Regions from separate parts of the Homo sapiens genome. Here region 2 is linked to region 1. A link is a contact called in ENCODE Hi-C or POLR2A ChIA-PET data. All regions are on one chromosome and are shown on one strand. Each heading gives the region's core, a stretch centred on a gene start or an enhancer-like site at or near the end of the contact. The rest is flanking DNA. Distances are from core to core; before and after follow the strand shown.

The links. Hi-C counts contacts between places; a loop is a spot of excess contacts on that map. ChIA-PET counts read pairs that join two places held with the same protein, here RNA polymerase II (POLR2A). Pooled maps may share reads with other maps.
Region 2: a loop to region 1 is called in a map with no recorded cell type, with 4 times the contacts of the local background. The contact joins the enhancer-like site here to the promoter of SMIM36 in region 1. A Hi-C loop is called at or near these places in 7 of 168 maps with a recorded cell type or tissue (Caco-2, HepG2, IMR-90 and 4 more), 8 of 37 single-sample maps with no recorded cell type and 9 of 50 pooled maps. POLR2A ChIA-PET finds 5 or more read pairs at or near these places in 2 of 52 experiments (H1 and HepG2).

What each region holds. Positions count from the first base shown.
Region 1 is chr17:55,508,785-55,513,026 of GRCh38, forward strand. It overlaps SMIM36 (small integral membrane protein 36), which reads right to left and starts at 2,668. Exons shown (of 5, transcript NM_001395421.2): 1 at 2,095-2,668. The coding sequence starts at 2,550. The coding sequence ends at 2,269.
Region 2 is chr17:55,391,845-55,395,696 of GRCh38, forward strand. It overlaps MMD (monocyte to macrophage differentiation associated), which reads right to left. Exons shown (of 7, transcript NM_012329.3): 7 at 778-2,690. The coding sequence ends at 2,490. Among named protein-coding and RNA genes, the nearest start is that of MMD, 28 kb to the right of the region's middle. Within about 2 kb of position 2,596, at least 3 of the 41 ENCODE cell types and tissues checked have a DNase peak (open chromatin) inside an H3K27ac peak, as active enhancers do; they include transverse colon, where a contact is called at or near this core.

The DNA of each region.
Region 1 (4,242 bases), core at 1,418-3,917:
TGGTGGCAGATGCCTGTAAGCCCAGCTATTTGGGAGGCTGAGGCAGGAGCATTGCTTGAACCCGGGAGGCGGAGGTTGCAGTGAGCCGAGATCGTGCCATTGCACTTCAGCCTGGGTGATAAGGGCAAGGCTCTGTCTCAGAACAAAAAAAAAAAAAAAAAAAAAAGTGAAGATGGCTTCTTGCTCATAAAGAAAACAAATTTCCTCTGAAGGGTTTTCAATATAGTTTTTAAATCACATACTTAAGAGAAAATATAATCTTCTGATAAAATAAGAAACAAATTAAATTAAAAATAAACATCAAAACCTGAAAACAAAGTAACTGGGATTATCTTCACGTTTGTTACAGCTACTTAACAATCCAAAGGCAAAACAGTGCTCATTGTCAAAGCTGGCAGGGCAGGCTGGCCAGGCCCTCCTCTTCAGTTTTCTACAGGAGAAACCAAAATTGAATTTCTCACGTTTTCTTCACATGTTGGACACCATCAGACCTTCACAACCAATGGACTCTAATTATTTTGCTTTCAAGCTTTGTTTTTGTTATTTCTTCTTCTAAAAGGCCATCTCCTGTCCTACCCTTCAAGATTCCAACATACTTTGGTTCTTCTGGAAAAATAACTACTTATCTTTTAAGACAAATCATCTTATCTTTGGTACCTGAGTCTAAGATGAAATTGGCCATTCAACATTATTCGAATATTTCTTGAGTGTCTTCTGTGTGCCAGACACTCGTGTCTCTGTTGACTCCTGCATCCTATGCAGACTTCTAAAAGAGCATCTGCAAAGCTTTCTTATCTTTCATTGTCTAAGTCATGCCTGACCCTGCTTCCTTCTGTTGGGCGGCAAAGATCATATGGCAGGGTCATGACACTCATTTCTCTTTATTTCCACACAGGTCCTGATGGAAAGAAGAGGTTCAGTAAATCTCAAAGTAAATACATACGTTTCTCTGAGCTCAGGGAAGGGAGGGTTAATAAAAATACACACAATGGAGATAATAATTCAAAAATTTTGGAAATAGACTAATGAACAGGGGAAAAAACATACCATTCAACATCAACAAAGAGAGTGAAGGGAGAGCAGGCAGTGTTCTGGGGACAGATACACCAAGCTGTGGGGTCTCAGAATTCTTTCAATGAGTTTTCAATAACTTTGTATTGGATCAGGCCGGATTTGAGGATTGGAGATTAAATTTTTTATGAGGCATATGGAAGGAAATATTATCAGTGATCATCATCATAGCTAACCCTGTGTGTCAAGAACTGTCTCAAGTGCTTTTGGTGAATTAACTCATTTAAATAGCCCCAAAAGCTTAGTGGTCCAATCACTATCCCTGAGACACAGAGGTGGCTCAACTTAACCATGGCCACACAGCTAGCAAGTAGAAGAGGCAGGATTTGAACCCAGGCTCCAAGCTTTGTTGTTTTAGTTGTATGCATTCCTTATTCTGTCTTGGAGTTGGGAATAGAACGTGAAGAGCTGGTAGGTACAGAAATAATAATGTTCTGAAGTCTGAACAAGTTCAATGGGGTTGCCTTGACTGGGTGCAGCAGCTCACATCTATAATCCCAGCATTTTGTGAGACTGAGGCAGGAGGATTGCTTGAGGCCAGGAGTTCAATACCAGCCTGGGCAACATAGTGAAACCCCATCTCTACAAAAAAAAGACAGGCGTGGTGTCATGACCTTAGAGTCCTAGCTACATGGGAGGCTGAAGTGGGAAGGTTGCTTGAGCCCAGTTCAAGGCTGCAGTGAGCTATGATCACGCTGCTGCACTTAAGCATGGGCAACAGAGCAAGACTCTGTCTCTTAAAGAAAAGAAAAATAACAACAAAAAACTGGTTGCCTTGGAAAGAAAGAATTTGCAAAGAATAGACTAGACTGGAGTTAGTCTCATTCCTTATCACACACACGCACGTGCACGTGCACACACACACACACACAATATTGCATCCTTTCTCAAAAGTCATTCTCTCCTGTGAGTTGCAAGGACAGCAACATCAGAAATGTACCAGTAACCAACTTCATTATACTACAGCATTGCTGACAGTTTGCATTTGGAGAATTTGACTAAAGACCACTTTGGGCTTCTTACCTTAAACAGTTACTTTTGTCACAAAGAAGGTGACGAGAAAACAGCAAGTAAGACAGAGCTCTCACTTCCTTCATCAAGCGGGATACATGTGCTGAGAGAATTGGAGCCACGATAGGGAGCAGTTTGTCTCTATGGAAAGTCTAGTGGTCTCTCCCCAGTGTCCCTTAGCCAGCCTCATACCATGGTGCTTTTCTTTCCTAGTGGAGCAGGATCCCCCAAAGAAAGGCCAGGCCCCTTTGGCCAGTGGGGCCCAGCGACACTTGGGTGCATCACCACCAACCGGATGGAGGGCTGGGCCTCGAGAGTGGCCTCGGGCGCGTACTCCTTACTGGGATCCTTGCCTCGGCAGTCGTATAGCACGCAGGAGATGAGGAAGACCAGGAGCAAGATGACGTAGCTCGCAACTAGGATGATCAGGTTCAAGGTAACAGGGTCGATCTCCAAGTAGAATTCCATCACTTCTCCCACGGTGGAGAAGTGGGTCTAGAGAAAGGCAATTGGGGTCAGTTTGGGCATTGCAGAGAGCAGATCTTAGAGCATCGGAATAGCTACATTGGCTCTGGAGTAAAAATACATTAATCCCTACTGCTCCAGGAGACCTCGAGGATTAAAGCTGCTCGGTTTAATAACTTAAGCTTGCTGTTAATACCACAGCCACCAAAACACAGAAGCTGTCTGTCATCAGTTCGCCTACACAGAGAGAGAAAGAGAGAGAGAGAGATGGCTCATGAGTTACTGGATCATGGTATATAAGTAGAGCATTCACATAATTCAGCATCCACACAGGCAGTTTGGTGAGCAAAAGTAAGTGTTGTTAATAAGCACTCCATGATGACAGCTAAAAATTGGATTGTCCTGGACAATTGTGCTGTCTTTGTATAAGGGATGTTTAGTGCCATGTATGGAGTGATTTGGAAGATTAGGTCAGTAGGCTTTGGAAGTAAATGTGATTCTTCAACAAGAAGAAGATACTAGTGCCTGATATTTTCACCCTTTCTTCATTTGTTGCCATGTTTCTCATTAGTTAATTCAAAACTACTTTTTGAGTACTTACTTCCTGTGTTTCAGACACTACACTAAGCAAAGGGGATATGGCAGTGATAAGACAGAGAAGCAGGTAGTCTAGCAGGAAAGATAGCCTTTAAACAGATAATTGCACAATTCGCCATTTAAGAACAGTGGAAATCAGTTTATAAGGGACAAATAGAGGGTAAGAGGACAGCGTGTCCCAGTGTGGGTCAAAAAAGCTTCCATGCAGAAGCAACATTTAACCTATGACCTGAAGGATAAGTAGAATTTAGCTAAGTGAGAAGAGACAGGGAAGATTCTTCTAGCCACAAAGAACTGCATATGTGAAGACCCGAAGAGAAAGGAGCCTGGAAAATTGCAAGCACTGAAACAAGGGCAGTGTGACTGGAGCATAAAGAGAATGGGAGCACAAGGTGGGAGAGGTAGACAGGGGCCAGAAGGCACAGGCACTTGTGGGCCATACTCAGGACTTTAGATATGATCCTAGAGCAATGGGATGCCATTGAATGCTTTTGCACAGGGGAGTGACACTACTGAATTTGCATTTTAAAGAGATTCCCAAAGGCTGCCTCAAGGATGCAGAAAAACAAGCAAATTGAGAGGAAGATCAGATACTGATCGGATTACAGTTATTCCTTGATGTACAAATCACTGTCCTGCCTCAGTTGTAGCCTGGTCCCAATAGTCCCGCATAGGCTACTTCATGGGCATGTGCCCTGTGCAGCTGCACAACGTTCCATTCTCAGAAAGAGCTCACACTTGGTTTAATGCTCTGCTGTTGCCATCTTGAAATTCTTAACTTTTCAACTTTGCACTGGGACCCACAAATTACGTATCTGGTCTTGGTCTCATATATGTATTTTTGGCCAGCTAGGGCATCAGTAGCCTTTTCTCCAATAGCTAATAGGACTTTTTGGATACTCCTAGTTAAAAGCTGAAGTTCCCAAAGGTCTGCTGGTTTCTTAGTGTTAAGCTTCAATGGGCTAGTGTCTTCCTGTCAGCCTCCTTTATACTGAGCTTCCATGGGAACCTGAGCATTTGAAGATGTTGTAGTATGGGGTTCTTATGCATCTGGAGACGTTTTTCCAAATAATATCGTCCATGATTCTATGGTCCTGG
Region 2 (3,852 bases), core at 1,346-3,845, 120 kb before region 1:
GAGTCAATATGTCTGGGAGCATTTAGGCAGTTGACTAGAGAGAGGTCTAGTCCTTAGAAAATAGTTTAAGGCTGAAGATACTGACCAAGAAGCTGACAGCACAATAGTGGGGACACTCTAGAAATGGATGAGGTCACACTGGTGACCTAAAGGACAGAACTCTTGGGAATCATAACGCTTCAAGACACTCAATCTTCAAAATTAGATTTGACAGAGAGTTATCTGAGGGATTATTGAGGTTCTAAACCATGTGAATAGTGTTTTCTTTTCTGTGTCCATGCCTGATGAATTTTTAGTTCAAGTTTTTTTATTTGTTTCTGCTGACTCTAGAAATGCAGTGGTATAGTCAATGGGAGGCTTCGGAATCAGATAGAGCTGGTTGCTGTTCCAGCTCCCTGATTTAGGATGAAGCAGTTGAACTTCTCTGGCCCTGGTTTCCCACACTACAGAAGAGGTAGAATGGCATCTAACACTAGGAGAGTTGTTAAGATTTATAATCTGCTACTTGTCTGGTTGGTAACATAAAAGACTGTCACCTCAGTCCTATAGAATATTAAATATGCTAAACCAAAAGGCTTACCTTGGTAAGGATGCATCATCTAAAAAACTTGAAATCATTAGGTCCTGACTAGTGTATTTTAAACTGAAAATGTCTGTTGATTAATGTTTGAGCTGACTCTGGCATTTCAATTATTAAAAAGTAGACTAGAAAGTTCTAAGTGACAGGGTGTATTCATTTTTCTTCACAGTCATCTAATTTAGAGACAGTGGAACAAATCCAAGTAACAACTTTATTGTAGTATACAGCACAATTTTTACATACATATTAGTGGTTTTGACAGTGTTACTTTTGAGTAGACCTTAAATGAATCCACAAAGTTAATATATTAAAAATAAAATATACACAGTAAAACAACAGGCATCCAGATGTTCAGAATCATGCAGATAGGAGTGGTTTGGTTGGTGTTATCACTGGGTACCTTGCCTATTTAACTCGCCAGCAAATACCACTTCTTCTGTTTCTCATTCCCATATAATTCATCAAAATCAGAGAGTTCTAAACATATACAAAATAAACCTCTTTTAAAGCCACATCAGTAAAAAATTTCAATTAATAAGGTTATCATCAAACCAAGAATTCCACTGATCATTTGATCAGCCCATTACTAGGAAACAGGCAATATCAGCACCCGATCTAAAGGCAAGCCTATTTCATTTATTAAAACACCAACAAGAGAGATTAATCAACAAAGCAACTATTAACAACATGTTAATCTTAATATAAGACACTGAGAGAAAAGTAAAAATAATACATAAATATCACTCCACTGAGCCAGGATATAACTCATGGACTACAGATACATGAGTTTCTACCTGTCAAACAATGCTTTAAATATTTTTTCTAGGAAAAAAAAAAAAAAACACAATATATGAGAAGATGCAAAGGAAAGGCAGAAATGTGAATTTATGCATCTAGTTCCACAATTTAAAATAAATATCAAACTGACAATATAAAGCTAAGTGACAATGACTTAACCATTGGGCACCAAACAGGCAATACAACTGCTCACTGTAATACATAATGCTCTTCAGGAGTTTCCAGCAGATGGCCATCACAACAATACTGTCATAATACAGAAAAAACATTTATCCACTGTGGAAAGAGACCCTGAAGAGAATGTGGCAAAGGCATAGAGAAAAAGTTGGATCTTTTGAAAAAGTTAATGATATCAAAATACTTTTCCATCACTGGTAAACCAAGCTAGGTCAAGTATATGTCCCAAAGCAGCACTGAATTCAGAGTAAGAGGTTGGCAGAAAAGTTTGGAAAACTGCAGTTTTTAAAAATTGGCAATTTCTCCATGCTTAATAAAACTATCAGAAGAGGTATAATGTTTGTTCGTTTGTGGAATGTTGACTGCTTGCTGCAAAAATTTACAACATGAATGAGGACCTGCAGAGATGCATATCAATGAAATATTTTTTTAAAAATTTACAAAAAACTAAAGTTTCTATTTAAAAAAGAACCATGTTATGCCAAGATGAAACATGGTAAAAAGTAGTGTAAGTTCTGTCCATGATTCTTTACCTAGTGAATGGGAAAGTAATAGAAACAATTTTCTTCTTAAAAAGGAAGGTTTGTTATTGCACTGACTTTTACAACCTGACATAGTAATTTAGAAAAATCATGTAGTAAAATCTGTAAAATTAAAATATAAAAGTCTGGTTTGTAAACATCAGTTGGCCAAGTCTATTCAGAGTCCTTCATGATAGTGGAATGGAATGAATAATTAATTCACTACCTTATTTATTTGCTGTGAGGCAGAAAATTCCAGAACACAGCCTTTATACTTTCACAGTAATTATATTCAAAAGATATAAAGTCAGTGCAGTTATTTTTTTTCTTTCCCTGTGCAATGTTTAGCTCTCACCCCACTCCCAAGTGCCATAATTGAAATAATACTGGTTTGGAGAATTAGTACAGATTGGTCATAAATGCCGCATAAAGTCCGTAGGACTTCGGTAAAGGTATTTCCAAATGGCGTAGTAATGCACTGCAGCTGCCGTGGCCACAAACAGGTGCCAGATGGCGTGGGCAAATGGAATGATGCCATCACTCTTGAAGAACACAACTCCCAAGCAATAAATTAAGCCCCCACAGGCAAGTTCCTGAAGTCCATCGGTGTTGTTCTGTCAACAGAGAAAAAAAAATAAAAAGGGTTTGATGTTACTCTGCATGGCAAGCTACAGATAACTGTAATTCTCTCTAAGGCTCTTGATTTTCTAGACAATGAAGAAGCTGTGTGAACACAATCCTGATCTGTAAACATGAACCAAACATAAAAAAAGTCTCTTATACATCGACCTGGATTGCCCTTTGGACTGACACTCTTGAGTTGAGCAAGCAATCACATTACAGGTCCCAAATGAAAAAGCAGAACATTCTGCTCATTTACAGCATATTTAAGCAAACTGCAATCATAGCCAGACATGGGAGTTCATTTTAATAAAGTGCAATCCTCTGTTCTCATCTTCCCCTTTAAATGCTTCCTTCCCTACTAAGGCAGGCCCAAGCCACTCTATTTATAATTTACATCTCAGGCAGGGTATTTACTTCCCTTTGTCCTTCTCAAACACTGTTCTACACTGATTGCTGCTTTGAGACTTCCCCTGCTTATGTGAGCTTATAGATTCCTTAAGGCTGACACAGGAAAACCGTAACTAGAAGTGACCTCTGAAATCACAGATCACATAGTACAAGATATTTCCTAGCCTTCTAGATGTCTCCAGGCCTTTTTGTATTCGAGCCTGGCCATTGCTTAGCTTAGCAATAAGTTAATATTCTTGTGTGTCTTAGGGCAGAAGGGAGAATTTTTTAGGCTGTTCTTGGTTTTCAAAGACCAAGGCCCATCTACAAGATTAAAATGGCTTGTATGAATGAGGAGAGAGAATAGAGGCAATGCTTAGAAGCTGATGAAGAAACAAGTTAGTCCCCTGGATTTCTGAGGACTAGGAATAGAAAGGAGACAGGTTCTGCAGAGTGAATGGAAACCTAAGGCAGATCACGGCAGGGCCTTGGAAGGGGATAGGTGTGTGGGTGTCCTAGAGGCCTGGGCACTGGGCAGCAGCCTTGTGTGCCCCGCAAGAGTAAAGGGAAGCTCTAACTCAGGCACCTGATTAGAATGGGCCCCAAGGCCCTCGGCTAAAAGCAAGGCAACAATAGACCATCATGAGCTAAGGACCAGGTGTGAGGATCTAGGGCCAGCTGTGAGCTTCAGTCCTTTTTCAAAGTTCACAGAAGCCCCCATGTTTTGTGTGGGATCAAAAGATGGGGAAGGAGCCAATCCAAATG